Regions from separate parts of the Homo sapiens genome. Here region 2 is linked to region 1. Evidence: read pairs that join two places in POLR2A ChIA-PET (ENCODE). Cell type or tissue: PC-3. All regions are shown on one strand. Each heading gives the region's core, and the rest is flanking DNA. Links, peaks and the distances in the headings are about the cores only. Region 1 overlaps CD55 (CD55 molecule (Cromer blood group)). Region 2 overlaps PFKFB2 (6-phosphofructo-2-kinase/fructose-2,6-biphosphatase 2).

Region 1 (8,000 bases), core at 1-8,000:
TCTGTTGACTTCACTGAATTAACATTCAATTCTTTTCTGCCTCCAGAATTTCTATTATTATCCATTCTCCTTCATCCTTCTAGACGTTTTTCTTTCAATGTCTTTTTATACCCAGAAGGTACTCTCAGAATCCTTCGAACTGCTTTTTAAATATATTTTAAAAGAAATATTTAGAAGATCAGTGAAGCTGGACTAAACATTGCCTAGTATCAATAGGTGGCGTTTAAGTAGTGGTGAATACCAACATGACTCAAGCATTTGAGTATTTACTTTTATAATTATAATTGAAATTTTATTAGTATGAATTTTAAAAATTCCTTATTAAAATAGATTTTTATTATAAGTGTTATACATAGACATAATGACATAATATTAAAGCCAGGGAGATGAGTACAAAATGGGAAGTGAAAGTCTCTTCTCTATCACTAGTCCTACTCGGAGAGGTAACAATTTTTTACAAATTCTTTTGTTTTATTCTAGAATATAAATAAACATACAAATATTTTTTATTTATTATATCAATGGTGTGGGTATTCATTTATCTAACCAGTCCTCTATTGATGACAATTTAGGTTTTTTGTTCTAGTTTGATTTTTTTTATGAACTATTATTACAAATGATGCTATAATATTCTTGTACATCTGTCACTGCACATATATGCAAGTACATTTGTACAATAAATTCCTTGTAGTATAATTATTTATAACAAAGGTATGTGAATTACATTTTTCATGCCCATTAGTAGCACTGCTTTTTAAAAGACTGTACCAATTTAGTCTCCCACTGATACAACATCATTGTGGTGTTTGCACCTTTAATGATAATGATTGTTAGGGAGATTTGACAATGTAAATGGTAAAAATTTGTATTATTTGAATTCATTTAATTATGAAGTTTAGTGTGTGTGCTTTTTTAATTTGGCCATTTGATCCAGTTCATATTTATTTTTCCAAGTTTTATTAAATGATCAGTTATTTAGAGCTTAAAAAACCATATGGAAGTACCCAAGTAGGTCATGGCAGGCTGATGCTTCCATTAAAACGACTATAAAATCTCAATAGATTACCAAAAAATTATATTTTTTAAGGCATAAGATACAGCTGTGGAAGCAACAAGGTCTGAATGAACTAAAATTCCTGGGGGCAGGTGGTGAAGGCAACCCATCCTGATGTAAGGCAGTTTTCCCTAGGGACCTTTGCTGATTCTGAACCTGGACTAAGGATTCACCTTGACCCAGACAAAAGACCACTTCTAGGAAAGAGAAACCAGCAAAGCTTTAATGGTTATGGAGGGATAGGGTAATACACTGGAAATTGAGGCCCTCAAATGCAGAACCAATTTTTCCTAAAGGCCATTTGCAAATTTTGGGGCTGCATGTGAGGCTGGGAAGGTTGACCCAGAGCTTCTAAAGTACAAAATGAAATCTCTCAGAACCTGATGGTATTTGGATAGCATATACCCACCAGAGGAACAGGCTTTTATCTAGCATACCACAGGTCTCCCCTTTAGCACATCTGTGCTCATTTTGAAACTGTATAGGGAAGGACATTAGGTGGCTGGGAGAACTCTGAAGGACAGACCTGGATCTCCTGCCACCTTCCAAAGGTGAAACAACAAAAATCCGCCAGGCTTTCAGTCAGAAGCCCGGAAGGGCCACTCCCAAGGAACAGAGGCAAGAGCAGAAGTAGATGGAGTCTTACTGAAACTGAAACCCAGCTCAATTCCTAATAGGTTGAAGATATGATTACCTCAATGCAGTCTGCTTATCAGAAAGGCATATCATATCATCCGGATGGTTTATATACAATGTTTGGCATACAACAAAAGACTGTTAGATATGGAAGGAAGCAAGAAAATGTGACCAAATCAAGAGAAAACAAAACCAAATAAAGAATATCCAGATAATTGAGTTAGCAAATGAGAACCTTAAAATAACTGATTAACAAGTTTAAGATGATAAAAGAAAAGAGAACTTCAGTTGGAATCTGCAAAAATGGTGTAAAATGAATATTCTACAACTGGAAAATATCTGAAATTAAGAACACAATAGATAGGTTTAGCTATTCAGGCAGAGCAGGAAACAGTATTAGGAACTGAAAGATCGGTTAAAAATACCCAAACTGATGCACAAAGAGAAAAAGGAATGTGAAATATAGATAAAAGTTTGAGACATTTGAGACATGTTAAACTGTGCTAACACATTAGGAAAAAGAGAAAGTGAGACAAAAAGGAAGAGGGGAAGGAGGAGGAGGAGAAGAGAAATAGGAGCAGAAGAAATATTTAAAATGATACTTACTCAGAATTTTCCAAAACTGATAAAGTACATTAGCCAACAGATTCAAGAAGCTCTCTGACTCTAAGCTGAATAAAAATAAAACCACTTTAGCAAAAAATCTAACTCTAAGCTGAACAAAAATAAAACCACTCGTAGCAAAAACAAACAACAAAAACTTCAAAGAAGCAACAGTATAACTGATTACTGCTCAGCAAAAAATGATGCAAACCAAAAGACAATAAGAAGAAATCTTTAAAATACTGTAAGAAAATTACTGTTCACCTAGAATTTTATACCCAGTTAATATATCCTTCAAAACTGAATGCAAAATAGAGATGTATTCAGACAAAAACCAAGAAAACTTTGCACTAGCAGACCAAACATGCACAGAATGAGAAACTAAAGGAAATTCTTCAAGTAGAATGAAAATAATGCCAGGTAAAACATGAAAATACAAAAGGAAATGAACAGTGACAAGGATAAATGAATACTGAGTTTACAAACAGTGAATGTAATGTCCTGTGGGGTCTGAATTATACATAGAATACAAATGCACAATAACAATGCGAAAGGCAGAAAGAGGTAAATTCATTTAAAGGTTACACAGTTCTAGCAGTACTGAAAAGGTGGTAAAAGTGATAGTTTGCATAATTGACTTATAGTCTAATAAATATTGTGATCTCTAGGGTTGCTACAAATGAATGACAGAAGAATACATAAATCACAAGCTAATAAAAGAATAATAATGGATATTTAATCCAAAAGAGAACGAGAGAGAGAGAAGCAGAAAGGAACACAGAATAGATGGGAGAAATAGAAAACTAATAAGGTTGTTGATATAAACCCAAGTATGTCAGTAATTATGTTAAGTGCAATTTGACCAAGATTGTCAGACTTAAAAAGATTTTAAAAAGAACCTAGTTCTTTACTATTTACAAGAGACACAGTTTAATTACAAGAACACAGAATAGTTGAAAGTAAAGGATGGAAAAATATACCATGCAAATATTAACCCTTCAAAATAAGCTGACACAGTTACATTAATATCAATGTATATTTTAAGATGAAACAGTTCATAATGATAAGGAGGCCAACTCAACAGTAATATATCATAATCTGGAATCTATATGTACTTGATAAAATAGCTTCAATCTATATGTAGCAAAAATGGACAGAAAAAATAGACAAATACACACTCATAGTTAGAAAATTCCACACCTATCTCAATAGCTAATAGGACAAGCAACCAAAAATCAGTGAGACTAAAGATCTGAGCAACAATTAAACATATATACATATGAGACCATTGAATCTATTAGGACCGATGACAGGTATGTTTTTTCAAGTGCGCATGGGCTATTTACCAAAATTGACCCTTTGCTGGGCTCTAAGCTACAATACATTGCAAAAGATTGAAGTTATTCAGAGCATACCTTCTAGCCACAGTGGAATTAAACTAGATGTCAGTAACGAAAAGATAACTAAAAAATTAACTTCTAGGAAATTTAAACTCTAAGGTAGTATATACATTCTCTGGATCAAAACTGAGAACTAACTTGATAGAACAAAGAATAATTTAGAATAGTTTTTATATAGGAGGGTCTTAGAATGAAAAGTTCATAAAAAAACTTTACTTATCTTAATAATGATTATCATTGTTTGAGTGCCTGCTAAATGCTGTTACCTGCTAGGCGTTTTACTCAATTTATCCCTTATAGCAGCCTGTGAGATAGGTTAGGAGGCAGAAAAAAATGACCGATACCATCTGAGTTCCTAGGGCATCCCGTGTGTGATGGGGCTGGCAACAGTCATCCTGGATGATGTAATCTCTTGCTTCAGGGACAGACACTGTGAAATAGCTTACTCAATTATTTCCCTTAATCCTTCCTCAATAATAATTACTCAATCTGTTCTGCTTTTATCCTCATTTTACAGATGAGGAAACTATAGCTTAGAAGGGTTAGGGACTTGCTAGAGCTCACTAATACGTGGTGAAATCAGGCTTCGGCACTACCCAATACTGCCTCAACAGGGGACTTTGTATAAGTGACCCAATGGCAGTTGGGCTCTGAAGACTGAAAAAGTTGCTCTGCTGTTAGATTTATGCTTTTCAGAATATGTTCTTAATGAAAGTTTCACCTGACTTGTTATCTAGTCTGAAATCTAAAGAGGAACTGGTGTATGGAAAGTTGGTAACCAGCACAAGAGAATTAAAAGGAGTTATTTTTACTCAGACTCGAGTATCACTTTAAACAAGACGTGAAACAAAACAAATTCTCAGGCTCATTAAGGTTAAGTGATAGAAAAGGCTGTGACTGTCTCTGTTGGCTTAGTTGTTCTAGAACAACATCCTGTTGTTCTTTAGTATTAGCACAAAAGATAATTTGGGAGACAAAATAGAGATGTGCCACAGAATAAGATCACTAGTGACTCTTTGATTTGTTTATTTCACAAGAAGCAGCTTAAGCACCTCAGTATACTTTGGTATAAGTCTTCTTTAGTTACCCATAGGTATAATTTATATCAAAGCAAACGCAACTTAGAACTTCAGCTCCTTGAGAAATACTCAATAAGAGTTGGTTTCCTGAAAGTCATACCTAGGTGTTTGTGGGGAGAGAGAAAGGATAGCCACAGAGCAAGCAATGGCTAAGAATGTTAATGTGGCCAGCAATATTTAGCTAACTTGTTTCTCAACCTTTTCTTTCACAGGAAAATCTCTAACTTCCAAGGTCCCACCAACAGTTCAGAAACCTACCACAGTAAATGTTCCAACTACAGAAGTCTCACCAACTTCTCAGAAAACCACCACAAAAACCACCACACCAAATGCTCAAGGTACAGAGACTCCATCAGTTCTTCAAAAACACACCACAGAAAATGTTTCAGCTACAAGAACCCCACCAACTCCTCAGAAACCCACCACAGTAAATGTCCCAGCTACAATAGTCACACCAACACCTTAGAAACCCACCACAATAAATGTTCCAGCTACAGGAGTCTCATCAACACCTCAAAGACACACCATAGTAAATGTTTCAGCTACAGGAACCCTACCAACTCTTCAGAAACCCACCAGAGCAAATGATTCAGCCACCAAATCCCCAGCAGCAGCTCAGACATCTTTCATATCAAAAACCCTATCTACAAAGACCCCTTCTGCAGCTCAGAATCCCATGATGACAAATGCTTCTGCTACACAGGCCACACTAACAGCCCAAAAATTCACCACAGCAAAAGTTGCATTTACGCAGAGTCCTTCAGCAGCACGTAAGTCCACTAATGTACATTCCCCAGTGACTAATGGTCTCAAGAGTACACAAAGATTCCCTTCTGCTCATATTACAGCAACACGGAGTACACCTGTTTCCAGGACAACCAAGCATTTTCATGAAACAACCCCAAATAAAGGAAGTGGAACCACTTCAGGTCAGTTGACACTGTTCAGGTTTACTGAGTATGGATCTAATGTGCTATGGTGGAAATATGAACTTGACCAAGATTGCAGGATTAAATGGTCTCTAATTTATTGTAGCCAGGGTTTTTCATACTAATACTTTTTACTTTATTTGGAAGCGGACTTGGATTGTACTAGGGCAAATCTTTAAAAAAAGAAACATTTACAATAATAGAGAAAAAGACTGTGGCCCCATTAAAAAAATGCTAAATTAAGATTGGTAAAAAAAAAAAAATTCTGTTTCCTGTAGTAGTTTTAGGGAGTCAACGAATTATTCAAGACCCCTTCAAAGAACCAAATATGTACTGTCTTTAAGGCTGAGTCCTGGGTCTGGTTCATTGATAGAGATCCATCCCTCAAAGTATGCTAAGGAATCTTCCCGGATTCCCTAGAGTTGCAGATCTGCTAAAGCATCTCAATAGTGTCGTCTAAGTAATTGAAAATACAGAGATCCTTTCAAATAGTTCGTATTATTACAAGGCTCTATAAACGATAGGTTCTCAGTGGCACCAAGTAATTGTGTTTTATCTATAGTTTTACCCATTATGACCGTATTTTCAAAATGATTTTATATATTTCATAATTGTTACCTTGAAGCCTATTTTGCCAGCACCTGGATATTTTTAAGAATTTAAACATTATGGATGTTATCGTTAAAGTTCCCTTAAAACATTTCCCCAGCCCATTTTTCTCCCTCTAAGGCAATTACTGCCCTGAAACTGATGTGCTTACTTCCTGTCTGTTTTCATTCTTATACTCCATGTTTCCATAAGTAGTACATAATAATGTTTCATATTTTTAAAATAATTTACAGAAACTGTGTATGTTTCATTACCTCTTAGCACTCAGCATTGGTTTTGTGGCTTACATTGATTAATTTAGATTTACTATACTAATTTTAATTCTTTATGTGGTTTTTTTACTTCTTTACAATTTTATGACTTCTCTTGGTCTAAAATTTCTAGGTTGAACACGTCCAGTTTTTAATAGGGCAAGGCAAAGAGAAATAAGCATCACTTATAAATTTGTTATAGAACTAACTTTATTGACATATTTCCTTCTGTAAAAAGTATAAGATAATTTAAGACATTTAAACTGAACCTGATGAGTCAATTATAATATATCAATATTTGGGATCAAATTTTACTCTTAGGTACAATTAATTTACTCTTTCAGGGCACAATATAAAAAAATTGTAGCCACCACTTACTGAGTATATACTATAGTGATATGTTCCGTTCACCTTCTGTTTGATGCCACTCGTCTGTACCACAACCTTGCAAAGTATCTTCAGATTGATTTTATAGATGAGGAATTAGAGGCTTAGAGATTAATTCATCCAGTTCATATCCAGTGCACAGTTTAATCCTGCACTTTTTCTGCTGAGTAATATTGCTTGTTCTAAATGGCACTCTTGAGTCAATGTGTTCACCTCGCTTAGGAGAGCAGCTTATTTATTGTTATAAATATGCTTATCTGAAAGTAAATTTATTTTTGCAATGCCCCATCCGTAGTCATTGAAAGATATAAATAATAAGGTGATATGGCATTTTTGAGTTTTGATATAGTCTGCTAAAAGGGACTTAGTCGTCTTATAGTTTCTTGTTAGTAGGATTGGATCAGCAATTATTTACTGTTTAAGTTTTCAAACATGTTTCTTGCCCTCAAGTCCTATAACCAAATTTAAATGGCATTTGTTTTGGTAATCAATAACTCTTTATCATAATTTATATTTACAGTGTTGATTCTGTTGAACAGGTATAGACAGTAATGTTTACATTCTACTTGATTAAGTTAATGTGTAATTGTTTTTATAAATTTATAATTATTTCATTTGTGGAAATTTGAGTTGCTTTCGAGTTTTCTAGTGTAGTTTATTGATAGTATATGAAATTGCTAGCAAATCAATGACTTTAACAAATTTTTGTTGTTAATCCTTTTTTTCCCCTTCGTCTGTAGGTACTACCCGTCTTCTATCTGGTAAGTTTGGCTCTCAGGCCATTAAAAGAAATTGTTTTCACTGTGGGATATACAATCCATATTCCTGGGAGATAATATTGTCTTCTTGTTTTTAAAAAAATGTATCCTGCAATTTATTTTTAAACTTTTTAGTATGGAAAACTTTAAACGTCACTCAAATAGGGAAAATAGTACAGTGAATCCTCATATACTCGCTCGGATTCAGCAATTTTCAACTCATGGATACCCACTTCACCCACACTCCCTGGATTATTTGGAAGATAATCCCAGACATCGTATCATTTCCTTCAT
Region 2 (16,978 bases), core at 6,624-14,623, 270 kb before region 1:
TGCTTTTTTTTTTTCTTTTTAATTTTTTTTTTTGAGTAGTTCTGGAACAGACAAATTCTTCCATGTACCTTTCCCTAAATACAAAAGCAATGTATGTTCATAAAAAATTCAAACTACAGAAAGGATTTAGAAAGCGAAAAGTAAAAGACTCCTGTTTCTTCCAAATTTGATTCTTTTAGACATCTTATTCTGGTATATCCTATTAATAAAGGTAGGTTCATATTGTTCATATTCTGTTCAGCTGCCATTTCCTTTTTTATTTTTTTAAATAAGTTACTGTCTTGTGGACATCCTTTTAATGTTGATAAATGCAGATTTACCTCATTCTGCATTGTATGGATATGCCAGCTTTCCACGGATAGGTATTTAAATTGTTTCCAGTTTTTCATCATCACAAAGAGTGCTGCAGTGACCATTCTTACACGTACACCTTTGCACATTTGTGACAGCAACTTTTCCTACAGAAATAATAGAAAAGATAGACACATTGGAAATGTTCATCAGTATTACTAATTTGCTCTCCTAAGAAGTTCTATATTGTAAGCTGTTTTCAATATTTTAAGATATTTGATGGAAATTGGGCAGCATCAACTATAGCCATAGTGGTTAACTGAAACATCAGCTTTCTTAGTGTTTGACCGTAGTTATACGAACTTGGTTATTTCATGCCTGTCAACTGGCAGGAGATAATCAGCAGTTCTGACTTCTGATGAATAAAGATAAAATGTCACTAATGAAACATGCTTTATGGGCAGCATATTTCTAAATATTAGGCCTCTTTAGAGCCAATAAAAGAAGACGTCCTGGGTCCTGAAAAGGCTGGGAACCATTGCTCTCCTAGACCATCCTTCAGGATTAGAATGGAGAGCAAGTTGTGTTTACCGTGAGGGAACCTTTGTCAAGTGCTGACATGAGGCACAGGAGCTGGCAGCTGGGACTGAATGGGCAGTCATGAGATCAGGAGACTGGTCAGAACCCTGACCTTGACTGTCTATTGTGGGACCATGGGCAAAGCTCTTAATTTCTCCAGGCTTGAGTTTTTCCATTTACACGAGGGAAGTTATCAAGTCCTCATTTTTTTTGTAAATCTTTTTTTTAAAATACATTTATTTATTTATTTTGAGACCGGGTTATGAGACTGGCTAATTTTTATATTTTTAGTAGAGATAGTGTTTCACCATGTTGCCAAGGCTGGTCTCAAACTCCTGGGTTCAGGCGATCCACCCAACTTGGCCTCCCAAAGTGAGGATTACAGGCATAAGCCACTGCGCCCAGCCTCAAGTCTTCATTTTATCTAAGCAAGTTTATGAAAGGAAAATGAGTTTAAGTTTAAGAAAAGGAGTTGAACCTGGCTTAAAGAAGGTGGAAGAGAATTTCAGGATTGAAACAGTTTTCCATTGTCTATCAAGAGATGGGTTACATTGTCTCTGAAATTAATCAGGTGGCAGTGGCAGGTGGTTTTGTTTTTTAACAGGCAGGACAGAATGTTCCTACTTTTGCCAGTGTGGTAATTTGAGATAGGAAGTGTGGTTTAGTTTTGTACTCCAGAAAATGAGAAGCCCTGGTTGTAGCAGGTGTGCTTAAGTGTATTCTGGACAGAGGCGAGAGGTGCGTTGCTGGAGGGCTCTTGGGAGGTCCCAGTGGATGCAGTTTTTTGTTGTTGTTGTTCTTAGCATTCTCTGTCCACATGGGTAAACAAGAGCAGCTGGTTCCCTGGTTGCCTTCAGAGCAGCTCCCAAGTATCAGTTCATTTTAAACTTTAGGGAGGGTAATAGGACCTTCGGGGGAAGTGCCTAATGGGCTGGAAGGTGCGGACAAAGCAGGCCTAGAAGTGCAGGTAATGAGCCAAATCATGGGGGATTGAGAGCAGGCATTGAGCCGAGCTGGAGAAAGTGAAGACTCAGGGGATTTTACTACTTAAACCTGAGACAGCTGATCCCATGCAGAGGCTATCTGCTTGTTAGGGGCCAGTGATCAGGGATTAATGCCAGCTGAGGCTTCAGGGTACAGTTTGCTTGCCTTTAAGCTCCCTATTTGAACACAGATGAAAATCACTTATGTTGCTCCTTTACCTACCTTGGAGGGGCTCCTGCTGAGACTCAGGAATTTTCCATGTGTGCAGTGGGTAAAGGACTAAAAGCCAAGCCCTCTGACCCCAGGTCTGGGCCTCCATTTCTCCCTCCTCACCACTAGGGTCACTCTGAGTACTTCTTGCCAAACACCCTTAGGAAACTTTTCCTTCCGAGGGTGGTTCTCTACCTGGGCCCCTCCTCCCACTTCTCCATTGAGATCTTTCTACATTTATTTCTCAAAAAATGAAAGTCATATTTCCCATCCAAGTACCTCCATTTTACAGAACTGTTTCTTAATCTTACAAGGTCCCTTAGTACCAGGCAGAGGGGCAGCCGCAACTTGCAGGGCACCTTCTGGGAAGCAGTGGTGGGAAGTGGGAGGTGAAGGTGTTTCTTCCTTTTTCCCCCATCCTGTGCAGGGCCTTCCCTCATTGGAGCCGGCAGAGCCTGAGCTATCCCAGATGACCTCAGTGTGGTTTTTGGCCCCGGGACAGTGGCTGGCAGCAGTTCAGGTCCTTCTCCCACCTCTCCTCTGCAGCAAGATGGGCCGGGAGGAGCCAGCCCCTGTGAGCAAAGTGATGAGGAACCTCTTTTTATGGAGAAAAGCTGCAAGGAAGCACAAGATCTGTGTTCTAGTGCCAGCTGTACCCTTGACTCATTATGTGTCCCTAGACAAGTCACCTGTCCCCTGAACATGTAGTTTGCCCTGCCTGTCCAGTGAGACTTATCTCTGCAAATGAGCATTCCTGAAGTAAGTTAATTTACTAAGGAAGGGTAGACTGAGGACTGTTAATGCTTCTCAATTGTCTTGCTTTTACGTGGGCCATGGTGGCAGATTGGCCCTGATGCCCTTTGTGGGCTGGCTCTACCCTGAAGCTTCCTGAGGTCTATTCAGAATGTGTATCAAGTAAGCTTTGCCAACTCAATCTCACTATGGTTTAGAAATTCTGGCTTAAAGAGGAGCTCATGACCTGAGTGAAAAGGCCAAAACAGCTTGAGGCAGGGCTTTTTGCAGTGGGCAAGCTAATTCTTGCCCATGGTTCTGAAGGGATGAGTGGGATCCTGGAGACAGAAACTCTGTTGGACCTATTATAGGAGCCAGCTCAGTTCTGCACTGGTAGAATCTCCAAGCATTAGACCTTCCTTCACAGCTCTGTCATTTTTATATTTCTAGGCATTCTTATGTTAAGGATGATGTCATTGTTACTTTTCTTTCTTTCTTTCTTTTTTTGAGACGAAGTCTTGCTCTGTCGCCCAGGCTGGAGTGCAGTGACGGGATCATGGCTCACTGCAACCTTGAACTCCTGAGCTCAAGCAATCCTCCTGAGTAGCTGGGACTATAGGTGCACACTCCCACATCTGGCTAAGTTAAATATATATATCTATATATCTATATATCTATATATATCTATATCTTAAATATTATATATTTAAGATATATATAAATATCTTAAATATATATATTTTATATATATCTTTATATATATCTTTATATATCTTTATATATATCTTTATATATATCTATATATCTTTATATATATCTTTATATATATCTTTATATATATTTATATATATCTTTATATATATATATATATATATATATATATATATATATTTTAAGAGACAAGGGTCTCTCTATGTTGCCCAGGCTTATCTTGAACTCCTGGCCTCAAGTGATCCTCCCACCTCATTCTCCCAAATTGATGGGATTACAGGCATGAGCTGTCATGTCTGGCTGCAGCATGGTTATTTTCTTTCTTAGCCTTGCTACTTTTTTCCTCTTTCCACCTTGGGTACTGCAGTGAAGACCTCAGACATGTGGGAAAGACGTATCTTGGTTTGGGCATTTTCTGGAAGCCTGCATAACCTTTTAACTCTATTTCAGGAGGCCTGCCTGATATCTCCTTATTTGTCTTCCCAGACTTGCTGAACCTTTGCTCCACAGGTTTATGAAGATAAAATGAGATTATGACTATGAAGTTCGTAGCTCAGTGTATAAACCTTACTAGACCCCAGCGGGGCTGGGCGCCTCACGCCTGTAATCCCAGCACTTTGGGAGGCTGAGGTGGGTGGATCATGAGGTCAAGAAATTGAGACCATCCTGGCCAACATGGTGAAACCCCATCTCTACTGAAAATACAAAAATTAGCTGGGCATGGTGGAGGGCGCCTGTAGTCCCAGGTATTCGGAAGGCTGAGGCGGGAGAATCACTTGAACCTGGGAGGCGGAGGTTGCAATGAGCTGAGATCACGCCACTGTACTCCAGCCTGGTGACAGAGTGAGACTCCGTCTCAAAAAAACAAACACCAAAAAACCTTACTAGGACTCTAGTCATTTCGTTTTATTTTGTTTCATTTCCTTCTAGCATGGGCCTCCTACATGACCAACTCCCCGACTCTGATCGTTATGATTGGTTTGCCAGCCCGGGGTAAAACCTACGTGTCCAAGAAACTAACACGCTACCTCAACTGGATTGGAGTCCCCACCAAAGGTAAGTGTGGCTCATTCCCTAGGAAAGACAATTATTAGTTCCTGGGCCTCACAGGTCTCTGGGAGACTTATTCTTCCTGGCATCAATGCTATAGGGTGCTTTTGGCAGAAATAGCAGTTGCTTTCTGGTTTACTGGAGTTATTCTCTATTCCCAGACTTGTCTCCTCCTGGCGTGGGTGGATTGGCCTAGTTTTGAGGGAATGCCTTTGATAGGACTGTTAAGATTTAGATGAGCATAGGGCTGTACCTTTTCAGAAGCCTTACATGGACATCATCTTATATAACCCTAGCAGTGTCTCTGTGAAATAGACAGAGTGGCTGAGGAAATTGAAACCTCAGACAGCTTAAGACTTGTCCAAGGTCTAGAAAGTCAGGGCTTGAACCCAACTCTTTTGACTCTTAATCTGATATTGTTCCCAACCTACCATGCTGCCGCTTTTTTCATCCCCTTGGTCACTCCGACATTAGGCCAAGAAACAAGTCCCATTTGGTGGGGCCATCATATTATTTTGCTGCTGAAGGATTTGGGTGTCTTCTACAGTGTTTAATCTTGGGGTGTATCGGCGTGAAGCAGTCAAGTCCTATAAGTCCTACGACTTCTTTCGGCATGACAATGAGGAGGCCATGAAGATCCGCAAGTGAGTCTTGTTTAAGGCCTGATCTCCAGGTCAGCTCTTTCTTGGCCGTCATGAGACTTGGTGTGACAGGGCTTGGTTTCATCTCAGTAAATATCTTAAGGGGAAGTTAAATGGAAGTTATCTGATGGGCAAGTGACCTTGGGCTTGGGTGGTCAGAAGAACAGGGCTCAGGGTGATTGATACCTGTGTGCTTGTAGGAGAAGTCTAAAGAGGGCTAAGATCTGTGCATTGGGGCAGGGGCAGGAAGGGGTTATAGGATGGTGTGAAAACCCTCAGTGAGAAAGTTGAAAGATCTAGTTAGAGAAAGGTTTTGAACAGTGGGAAACTAAGTGGGCAGGGATGTGACTTCTGTAGCCACCCGAATGTTTGTGTCTCTGACTGTTTGAGCTTAGCTCTCCTTGCTGGTTTCATTTGCTCTTATGGCAGACAGTGTGCTCTGGTGGCGCTGGAAGATGTTAAGGCGTATCTCACTGAGGAGAATGGTCAGATTGCGGTAAGCTTTATCTGCTGCTTCTTCTTTCTGGTCCCCACCCTTGCAGCAGCCTGGCTACCCAGCCCCACCTTGAGTCTGCCCTGGTGGGGTTCTGTTTCTCTGTTCCTGCTCATTTACCTTGTGTACTTTCTTCACAGGTGTTTGATGCCACCAATACAACCCGGGAGAGGAGGGACATGATTTTGAACTTTGCTGAACAGAATTCCTTCAAGGTAGGATCTGACTCCATGTTGGAGGAAAAGGGATGAGTAGAGGTGGGGAGTCAGGCTACAGGCATGGATCTCTCACTCTAGTGGGTGAGGACAGGATGGGATATCTGAATCTCTTCTCTCAGAGCATTCCCCCAGTCCTTGAGTGTTTTCATTCAGGTCCTTTCTCAGACTGTTAGCCTGTATGTTTGAGGCCCAGGGGCTGTGGTAAGAGCTATGAGGAGGACTTGAGGGCCACTTTCATGAAGAAAATCCTGGGAGATGTGGTGGCTGGGTGGGGTAGATGAGCATGTGCTCTTAATTAACAGCCTGGCATTTTTGACTTGCTTATCACTGCCTTCTCTCCATGGCCAGGTATTCTTTGTGGAATCCGTCTGTGATGATCCTGATGTCATTGCTGCCAATATTCTGGTTGGTGACACCCCTACATATCATCTCCTCTTCACCTTTTGTGCTGTGTGTGTTGTGGGGTGTGTGTGTGTGTGTGTGTGTGTGTGTTGTTGGGGAGGGGTGTTTTCGTAATGAAAGAGAGAAATAGACATGTTTAACATCACAAAGAGATCTTTTCTATCTGCCAGAGCCCCATCTGGTACTTCTACACTCTTCTCTTGGGAGAGGAAACTGAGGCTTTAAGGAATCAAGTAAGAATTAGCTGTTGAATTGAAACCAGGGTTTAGGTTGTAGGATTCTTGGCCCTGTGCTCTAGGTATTATCTGGATGTTGAGACCTAGATGTTGGAATAGATCAGCCGGGCACGGTGGCTCATGCTTGTAGGCTCAGCACTTTGGGAGGCCGAGGCAAGTGGATTGCTTGAACCCAGAAGGATCACCTTAGCCTGGGAGGTTGAGGCCACAGTGAGCCGTGATTGTGCCACTGCAGTCCAGTCTTGGTGACAGAGTGAGAACATGTCCAGGGAGGTTGAGGCTGCAGTGAGCCATGATTGTGCCACTGCAGTCCAGTCTTGGTAACAGAGTGAGAACATGTCTCAAAAAAGAAAAAAAAAAAAGAATAGATCAGACTCTTCGTTTCAGGACTTACCTACAGGAAGGTTATCTCCCCAGCAATTGTCCAAAGTTCTCGTCAGTGTTCTATACATTGAGCTCCTTATTCCCTGTGGGGTCACAATGTAAGCCAGTCCCCATTGGATGGGTTGTGCTCTGCTGGACCGAGTAGATATCTGAACATGGTCTTATGCAGGTGCTCTCCCAGCCGTAGGAACTTGGGATCATCTGAGGAAGAGCCATCTGGTCCCAAGTCAGGCACTGGGGTCATGCACCCTATTCTGAGTGGTAATAGGGAAACATTGGAGCCTGTTCTGTTTTCTCAGGAAAGTACATAAAGGGATTGGGGCCCAGGAGCAGCTTTGGCTGCGTGACTGCCTCTGTCCTTCAGCCAAGTGCAGGCACATGACTCCCCAGTTGTCTTAACTTTTTTGGTTGCCAGGGTCACAGGACGGGGCGGGGCGGGGCGGGGGGTACTCAATGAGTGGAGTGCCAATGTTCCAGTGAAAGGCGACATTTATGGACTTCTTTTTCTTTTTTTTAGCAGTGGCTATTTGTAGGAGGACTGTTACGGGCAGACCTCTGATGAGGCCTTTACTGGTTCCTATGATTTCAGGAGGTTAAGGTATCAAGCCCTGACTATCCTGAAAGGAACAGAGAGAACGTGATGGAGGACTTCCTGAAGAGAATTGAATGCTACAAAGTTACCTACCGACCTCTTGACCCAGACAACTATGACAAGTAAGGTTTAAGGCCATGGTTTGAAGGGCCCAAGGCAAAGGTCTCATCTGGGAAAATAACCTTTCTCCCTGAGTTCTCTAACTTCCTTCTGATAATCTAGATCTACAGTGTTAACATCATCCCAGAGAAATAAGGTATGGATTTGTGGCTTTTATGTGGATTGCATCTTGTACATGAAAAATTGAAGTGGTTGGTTTTGTTTTGTTTTGAGACAGGGTCTCACTCTGTCACCCAGGCTGGAGTGCAGTGGCAAAATCAGGGCCCACTGCAACTGCTGCCCCCGGGGCTCAGGTGATCCTCCCACCTCAGCCTCCTGAGTAGCTGGGACCACAGGTGTGCGCCACCATGCCCGGCTATTTTTTTTTTTTTTTAGTAAAGATAGAGTTTCCCCATGTTGGCCAGGCTGGTCTTGAACTCCTGAGCTCAAGTAATCCACCCGCCTCGGCCTCCCAAAGTGCTGGGATTACAGGTATGAGTCACTGCGCCTGGCTGGAAGTGTTTTTTATCATCAATTTTTTCTCTCCAGTCTCTAGAGCATGATTTCCTCAATCTCAGTATTATTGGCACTTTGAACTGGGTAATTCTTTGTTGTAGGACCTGTCCTGTGCATTGTAGGATGTTCAGCAGCTTCCCTGGGCTTTGCCCACTAGATGCCAGTAACACCTCCAACCTGTGACAACCAAAATGTCTCCAGACATGTCAGAGGTTCCCCGGGGGGCACAGTTATCCCTGGTTGAGAATCACTGCTCCATATCTGAATGGGGGTGTTGTAGGATACCCTTTGGAGATGTGTCATCAGTTTTTAAAGTTTATATATATTATATGATATTTTACATATATTAATGCTTGTGTGTATATCATGCATATTATAGCATAACATATATATTACATATTGCATATTTTTATATCTATCTCTCTCTATATATAACATGCAAAGCCCTCAAGAACATGCCTGACTCAGAGAAATGTCTGATCAATGCCAGCTGTTGTTACTATGGAAGCATTTGTTGGCAGTATGGTGTAGACTATAGATTAACTTGTCATGTGTGAGGTATATGAGCCATAACAAAACCAAGTCTATGTTGAAGAAAGATGGTGTACACATGGAAATCTGCAAGAATGTGGCCTCATGAAAGAGCATGCATTCAGGGCAGTTAACAGCTCTATTCACATAATACAGACCTGCAGCCAAGCAAATGGCACATTTAATGTGCATGGCACACTTAATACAGTGGTCTGTTTAATGTTTTGAGCCTTTCAGTTCCTTCAAGTGGGTTTCCCAGAATCCCCTTAATTCAGAGGCTGAAAACCACCTCTAGATATGGCATAAAAGTATTCTTCAGTTGGAACAAAGTCCCACCTAGAAAAACATACAGAAGATCTACATATATATACATGTGTATGTTTGTATATGTTATCTCTGGTAGTAGGGTGATGCGTGATTTGCATCCTTCCATCATTTTTTCTGATTTTTTGATTTAAAATAAGCACTTATGACTTTTTTTTTGAGATGGAGTCTCTCGCTCTTGTTGCCCAGGCTGGAGTGCAGTGGCACGATCTCGGCTCACTGCAACCTCCCCCTTCCTGGGTTCAAGCAATTCTCCTGCCTCAGCCTCCTGAGTAGCTGGGATTACAGGCACCCGCCACCACGCCCGGCTAATTTTTTTATTTTTAGTAGAGATGGGGATTCACCATGTTGGCCAGGCTGTTCTCAAACTCCTGATCTCCTGATCTACCCACCTTGGCCTCCCAAAGTGCTAGGATTACAGGCATGAGCTACCGCATCCAGCCACACTTATGACTTTTATAAAGAGAACAATCTCATGTTGGCCTCAAAGCAAGCAATGTCTGAAAGTGTCTTTGAGAGAAGCATGATTAGGTAGATGCAGGGAGTATATAGACATTTCTGTCTGTGCTTCTGCTGCCTCTTCCCTTCCCCTCGTTGCTCGTCGTGCCATATTCTGGCCAGGTCTTAACTGCCTCAAAAGGGGCCTATTCTTCTCACCAAATTTTGGGCTTAGCAAAATCTTCAGGTCACCTAGTCTAGCCCCTGATGGGAAGGCTGAATTCTGTTTATCCTATTTATCTACATTACTTGTCACACTACAGGCACTGAGGAAATGGTACAAACTTACTAGAAGTTCAGGAAATTGTACTTCATCTTGGTTTTAAGGAGTAATTAATCTCCTACCATTTGGTTCCATAAACGTGGGTGTGACAGAGGAGGGGAGGAAGAGCAGCTGTGAGCCTGCAAGTCCCTGTAGAAATCCTTTTCCCTCTGATTCTTATTCTCAGATCTTCTTACCTAGGGAATTTTTTTTTTCCTTTCCTGTCCCAGGGATCTTTCTTTCATCAAGGTGATAAACGTGGGCCAGCGATTTTTAGTCAACAGAGTCCAGGACTACATCCAGAGCAAGATAGTCTACTACCTCATGAATATCCACGTCCAGCCTCGCACCATTTACCTTTGCCGGCATGGAGAAAGCGAGTTCAATCTCTTGGGGAAGATTGGGGGTGACTCTGGCCTCTCGGTGCGGGGAAAGCAGGTGAGTAATTATTCAGCACACTGGATTTTCTAGGCTTAGAGTTAGAAGGGCATGACTGAGGTCATATATTTTATCTCCTTACTTAAATCCCATTTGGACGTAGGCTGTGGTTTCATAGTCAGGCAAGTGCTCAAGGTGTGTTCTTGCTCACTGCGTCTAGCTCTGTGTTAAAGAGTAGATAACTTTGACCCATTTCTGCTGTGATCATTCAACCATCAGATATTCATTGGGCACAACTTGTGTACTTAGCAATGTACAGGGTGCTCCAGTTAAAGTTCATTTCCTTTTGGGTTTATATTAACTATGTAGCACCTTATGGATTTTGACCATGGTTATGCACGTTGTCCCTTACAGACCAAGTTAGCAGGCTTTGTGTATGTGTGTGTTGAGTGTGTGTGTGTGTGTGTGTGTCTGTGTGTTTTCTTTTTACCCTTAATTTTCATTTTTAAACCCCAGTTTGCCCAAGCTCTAAGGAAATTTCTGGAGGAACAGGAAATAACAGACCTCAAAGTGTGGACAAGCCAGTTGAAGAGGACCATACAGACTGCTGAATCTCTCGGGGTGCCCTATGAGCAGTGGAAGATTCTGAATGAGATTGATGCTGTGAGTAGGAAGCTCTGAAGGCCCAGAAAAGCCAACAAGAGTTCAGGCAGGAACTCTCAGAAGTCACTATTTAGACAGTTTTATCTAGGAAACTACAACCAACAAGTAAAAACTCTGAGGAAGCTGACTCTATGGCCAGCCCGGGGGATCAGGGAGGACAATTGTACCCCTAATCAGGGGTTTCCTGCCTGATTCAGTACCTGTGCCAATCATGGGACCCAAACCAATTTTTGAGCCAGCCTTTCTGGCACCTGGGGAAAGTAGGGCTAACAAGGACTCATTTTGTTCCTTTGTATATTTGCCTCCTGGGAAAAATAAATAGCTAACAACCCACTTCTTTGCTTTCTGCTTAGATCATTTGGTCAGCTATTCAGGAAAAGTTTTTCCCAAAATTTCTCTTGGCTTTCTCTCTTCTTGAGTACAAAAGTAGACATTTCTTTCTTTTTTTTTTTTTGTGACACGGAGTCTCGCTCTGTGGCCCAGGCTGGAGTGCAGTGGCGTGATCCTGGCTCACTGCAACCTCTGCCTCCTGGGTTCAAGCAATTCTCTCCCTCAGCCTCCCGAGTAGCTGGGATTATAGGCACCTGCCACCACGCCTGGCTAATTTTTGTAGTTTTAGGGGAGATGGGGTTTCACCATCTTGGCCAGGCTGGTCTTGAACTCCTGACCTTGTGATCCACCCGCCTTGGCCACCCAAAGTGTTGGGATTACAGGCATGAGCCACCGTGCCCGGCCGACATTTCTTTTTCTTTCCTTCCTTCTACCCTTTTATTTTTCATGCAAGGTCTCCAGTCCCTTCAGTTTCCCTCCTTCTCTGCTTCCTGTTCCTTTTAGCCTCTTGACTTTCTTGACCTGTAAGTTCCCCCCAGTAGTAGGAGAATGTGGTAGCTTGAGCTAGAGAAGTTGCCTCTTTCCGGCAGTGGTCCTCACCCGGTGAGTCACAGACACTCTGTGACACTCTGGTCACAGGCAGCTGCAATACATGAAAGGACCCAGCACAGTGCCTGGCACGTACTAAGAAACTAGCATTCTTCAATGTCATCTTCCTTATTTGGGATGGGGCTGGTGTGGTACAGTCTATCTCTTCAAGCCAGCTTCAAGTGGCTTTTTGCAGGGTGTGTGTGAAGAGATGACCTATGCAGAGATTGAGAAACGGTACCCAGAAGAGTTTGCACTTCGAGATCAAGAGAAGTATCTGTATCGATATCCTGGTGGGGAGGTAAGACGCCCCTGTCATGTAAAGTGACTGCCTAGACCCTTGCTGAGTGTTTAACTTTAATTTGGGGGAAGGATTGAATGTGATTTGGAGGGTCTAGGCATCATTTATCTTCCTTCCCTTGGGTCATTTTGGTTTCATTCAGCTTAGACAATCGAATGCCTCATTAATTGTTAAGATTCCCAGGGATAAGGGTGACAAGGCATCCTCTGTTCAGTATGTTTTAGAATCAACACAATCATTTTTACTTCTTTTTTTCCTTGTACTCTCTCAATCCCACCCCCACATAAGTAAGTGGAGTCACCAAGTAAATATATGGGATAGGAATTATTTCCCTGTCATCTTGAGTGTTTTAGGCTATTTCCTTGTCTAAGTGGCTTCCATACTCTAGGGATGTGTGAGGCAAAAGTAAATAAAACTGAATGGCAGAGGTACAGGAAACCCCTAGGAGTCTCTTGTCTCACTGCCTGTATTAATCTGTGGGAAGAAAAAACACACACACACAGGTTGAACTCACACTTCCTCTTCTTAACCTGTAGTTTTCTTGGTCTAAATATTGCTTTTGAAAGATCTGAGTTTTCTCAAGAGATACCAGGGCTGGGGGCAGTTAGCAGGTGATGTAAACTCACTGAGCCTCCAGGAGGAAAGCCAGCTGAGGAAGAAGAAGTGGCCCTTAGTCTCCAAGGTCCAGCCACTGACTTGGCTGCCAGCTTGCACCTGGGCTCCTGCCAGCCTGCCCCATTTCCCTCCACAGTCATACCAGGACCTGGTGCAGCGGCTGGAGCCTGTCATCATGGAGCTGGAACGTCAGGGCAATGTCCTCGTCATCTCCCACCAGGCTGTCATGCGCTGCCTCCTGGCCTACTTCTTGGATAAGGGCGCAGGTGCCTTTGAGGGAGGGGCTGGGAGACACATCCAGTGGGAGAGGGCTGGACTTGCAGTGGCACCAGGATTCCTGGGAAACAGACCTCCCTGTCTCCACTCAAATTAGAGTACTTTCTCCAGACAGCAGTGTGGGGCTCCCAGCAGCCACTGAGTCAATGACTTGCTGAGTTCACTCTGCTGCTACGAAAGCTTCCAATGGAGAGTGGCTGCTGCTGGTGCTCCTTGATCCTGCCTGGCTCAAGGGCCAGTGTCATGCTGACACTCCTGGCAGCATCAGGACAGTGGTTGAATATTCCCAGCCTGCCACGCTGCCTACTAGGAGGGTGGTATCTTAGGAGCAGCAGTTGTTTCTGGGTAAGGGCAGTAAGAAGGTGCCGTTGCCTTCTTCCATACTTCGCTTCCCGATCTTCGGGAGCTCCTGGGAAGCCTGCATTGTGGATGCTGAGCTCAGCATCCTGAGCTGCTTGGAAGCTGTTGTGGTCAGACCTTATTGGCCTTTGCTGTACCCAGGTGACCCCCTTCCATTGGGCTCTCTGGCTACAATACTTCCTGTTTTTGCCTGCGTGGAAGGATCTAAGATGGCCTTATTTCCTTCCTTAGCCACTCAGAAGGTTGGGTGGCTTTGTGGTCTGGGGTTTAAGGGAGGAGTTGTACAACTCTAAGAGGTGGTCAAAGTAAGGGAAACTCATTATGAGCTCTGTAGATTCTTTCTTCCACTAACTTGACCTTACTCCATAATACTAAGAGACTTCCCTCGCCTGGTCTTTCTGTTTTCAGATGAGCTACCATACTTGAGATGCCCTCTCCATACCATCTTCAAACTTACTCCTGTGGCCTATGGTAACTATGCACATAGGGGCTGGCAGGAGCTGGGAATTGAGGAAGGTCAGAATTTTCTCTGAAGTTTGTCTAGAGTTCAGCTTCATTATCCCTATATACCAGGGAAGCTCCATCAGTGCCTTCTGTTTTGAAAGGGATGTATGCATGACTGTGTGTATTGCAGAATGCGTACATTCCTTTGTGGTATACTTTCCCATAACTAAGGAATTTTCCATTGAACCTTTTTCTTTAAGTCCTCTCTTTCCTCTGTTTTCTCAGGGTGCAAAGTGGAAACAATTAAACTTAACGTGGAGGCTGTGAACACGCACCGTGACAAGCCAACTGTAAGTATTTTCCCACGATGAACACACCAGTTTCCCTGCCACCTTGAGTCTCTGAAGCTTTGACATCAAGAGACTGGGGTTTCTTTTATGTACAAAAGGGAAACAGATTCAGAACTTACGTCCAAATGTAGTTTGCTACGTCTGAAACTGATGTTGGAATTATTTTTTTTTTAAATTAGTACCCCTTTCATGAGTCTTAACCTTGAATGTTGGCTCCTGGAAATCCAATTAAATATGGAAAGTGTTTGGCTGAAGTGAAATGCAAATTACTACCCCCCTCCAACCCCAAGTGTCCCTTTAGAAAGCAGAGTCCAGAGGAGCCTATAAGGTGGGGGTCAAGAGGTGTAGGTTTGTTCCTAGGTCTGTCACTGGTAATCTGTGTGGTCTTCAATAAGCCCCTTCCTTTCTTTGGGTCTTTTTCCTGCTTTGGAATGTTATGCTCAAGGAGCTTCTCCCTTTTAGCCCCCTGATGCTAGGAGGCCAGGCCATGGGCCATGCCCTGTGAGGGACCCTGTGTGCAGAGGAGCAGGAGTGAGGGAAGCTGTTGTGGTTACAAGCGCATTATTAACCTGTATGAGTGAGCTTTTGGCTTGGCTTTCATTTGTGTGGTGTCACTCCATTTCCAATCAGAACAACTTCCCCAAGAACCAAACCCCTGTAAGGATGAGAAGGAACAGCTTTACGCCTCTGTCCAGTTCGAATACAATAAGGCGTCCAAGAAATTACAGTGTTGGGAGCCGGCCCCTCAAGCCCCTCAGCCCTCTCCGTGCCCAGGACATGCAAGAAGGGGCCGACTAGCCGAAGACCCAAGTCAGCATTCCGGTGGTGTAACTGTGTGTTTCCCTCCAGCCCTGGCCTCCTGCCCTTGTCACTAATCACCAAGGAGTCATTAACTTCCTCCCTCTATGCCCACCCCTGACACTTCACCATTAATCTTAACACAGAACATGAGGTTATGTGTTTATAGGACAACTTAAGCTGTTCTTCAGTTTGAAACATCTTTTCACCCAGGGGCAAGTTAGCAAATTGAGTCTTTTAGGACAGATTCTCAGATGGGATGATCTGGAGGAGGAGGAAAAAGATACACTCCCTTGGGGCTGAGCATGCCCCACACTCTTGGATCTTCTCTCTGTTCCCTGGTGTCTTCACTAATGTCCTCATGTTGGTGAAGTGTTGGGGGATGGAGGGCGGGTGAGCAGTCGGGGGACAAAAAGTCTATTTTTCCTTCACTTTTGTCTCTTCAATGTGTGTTTTCCTCACACTCCTTACTTGACTGCTTTCTTCCCCCACTTTCATGTCCCCTCTGGATTGTCCAGTGTAATGCATGGCATTGTGGTGTCTGTCTAGGAAGGAAGGGGTGATTGACAAGAGACAAGTCTGGCCCAGTTAATGCTTTCTGCAGTGGGTCTAAATGGATCTGGACTGGAGGAGTCTTTCCTTTCCTTTCTCCCTTCCTCTCCAGCCAGGTCCTGTAAGGGCCAGCCCAGACTACAGGACATCCACAGAATATTCTGGAGCTTGCAAGTAGACATAGGGTGAGAGTTCTTGCCTCCTTTCATGAGAAACAGTTCTAAGTCTTCGATGCCCTGGGAGAATCTGGCTCTGAGCATGTGGGAAATGTCTTGGTTTTTATTTTTAATTTAGAGTCAGGCCTGGGTCTTTTGAGGTCTGCAGAGTGGGGTTTAGGAGAGTAGGGTGGGCTCTAGCTCTTGCAGGGCTCTTAGAGAGCAGTCATGTCTTTTCTCCCATGACTCTCAGGTTCTTTGCCAATCACAGCAACTTTTCCTGCCAAAGCCAGTATCCTCTGGGGCTGTTTAGAAGGGCAGTTAGATTCAGGAGTCACCACTGATGTTTGAGTTGCTCAAGGCAAGAGGCAGAGAAGAGTTCACTAAAACTGCTTATTTTTGAATAATTTCAGCACACTGTCCTTAAGAAGAAAGAAACATCAAAACAAAATAGTTTTTACATGACCATTTTTTTCCCAAATGTGGAAAAGCTTGATGATGAATTTAATCTCTCTCATTGGAGTATTCTTTTGTTCATAAAGAGAAACTATCTCATCTTGATGTCCAGAGAAGTCCTTGGAACCCTGTGGGATCTAGCTCGTAACTGTTTGTATTTCTCTATTCACTTCTGTCATTTCATTTTCTTTGTAGGGTTAAACAGAAAATGTTTAGGGAAGAAATTCTTAGCCCCTTGATGACCATGATGGCTTATTCTCTTTCCCAATTTTGCATGCAAAATGTACGAATATATGTATGTTTTTCTGAGAGGCAAGTTTAGGGTTCTCATGGGATTTTAAAAAGAGATAGGTGACTCCCCACCTTAAAGTTATCTGCTGGTCTTTTAGAGGTAACCAGTGAGAAGGAGTTAGCTATTTTCCAAGGGTGTTTTCATTTGGTAATGGAAGACTTTTTGCTGTGGTTCTCATCCAGGAGTATTCCTTAGAATTGCCTTTAGGATTGTTGAATCATAAACATGCCTGTGTCCACCTTATGCTTAATACTGACTCAGAATCTCTGGGATCTGGGTCTGGACATGCATGTATTTAAGTAGCTTCCCGGATGATTCTGATTCATAGCTCGGGTTAAGAACTCCACCTTAGGAAGTTAGGTGGAAAAATACTGGATAGTAGTTTCTCAGACAAAAGTGTCAGCCTAGGAATTCTGAATTCCTCATAGTCCTGAAAGGACAGTTCTTTGGGTTTGATGTTTGAGCAGATCATAATGTTAAATGATATAACCCCCTGGAAGGCAGGCTGCTGTGTTTTAGAGGGTTATTCTAGGTTCTAGTCCCATCTTTAACCCTTTACATTGCTGAGTGATGTGGAACAAATCACTGAATTAAATAATTGTCTCTAGAGAGCAGCTGGGGATTTTAAGCACCCTGGAGAGAGGTGCAGACCCTGCCAGGATGATAA

The links. Peaks named below come from ENCODE experiments on the same cell type or tissue, not always from the same donor. Only the 100,000 strongest peaks of a DNase experiment are listed, where the experiment ranks them.
Region 2: POLR2A ChIA-PET joins it to region 1 with 6 read pairs; 17 of 35 experiments call an interaction of 5 or more read pairs at or near these places.

Annotation. Positions count from the first base shown.
Region 1 is chr1:207,331,709-207,339,708 of GRCh38, forward strand. CD55 (CD55 molecule (Cromer blood group)) reads left to right here. Exons shown (of 10, transcript NM_000574.5): 7 at 4,985-5,110; 8 at 5,621-5,701; 9 at 7,689-7,709. Among named protein-coding and RNA genes, the nearest start is that of CD55, 14 kb to the left of the region's middle. RefSeq lists enhancers at 3,994-4,173, 4,184-4,233, 4,284-4,353, 4,744-4,803, 4,844-4,923. In PC-3, for the core only: a CTCF peak has its summit at 4,326; a DNase peak (open chromatin) is centred at 5,593; H3K27ac peaks cover 2,223 bases.
Region 2 is chr1:207,057,516-207,074,493 of GRCh38, forward strand. It overlaps PFKFB2 (6-phosphofructo-2-kinase/fructose-2,6-biphosphatase 2), which reads left to right. Exons shown (of 15, transcript NM_006212.2): 3 at 4,438-4,563; 4 at 5,105-5,201; 5 at 5,628-5,694; 6 at 5,832-5,906; 7 at 6,258-6,314; 8 at 7,521-7,645; 9 at 9,984-10,191; 10 at 10,648-10,794; 11 at 11,909-12,013; 12 at 12,765-12,894; 13 at 13,673-13,735; 14 at 13,994-14,058; 15 at 14,689-16,978. The coding sequence ends at 14,856. Among named protein-coding and RNA genes, the nearest start is that of PFKFB2, 13 kb to the left of the region's middle. RefSeq lists a silencer at 10,009-10,240. In PC-3, for the core only: no CTCF peak of the experiment used is centred there; no DNase peak of the experiment used is centred there.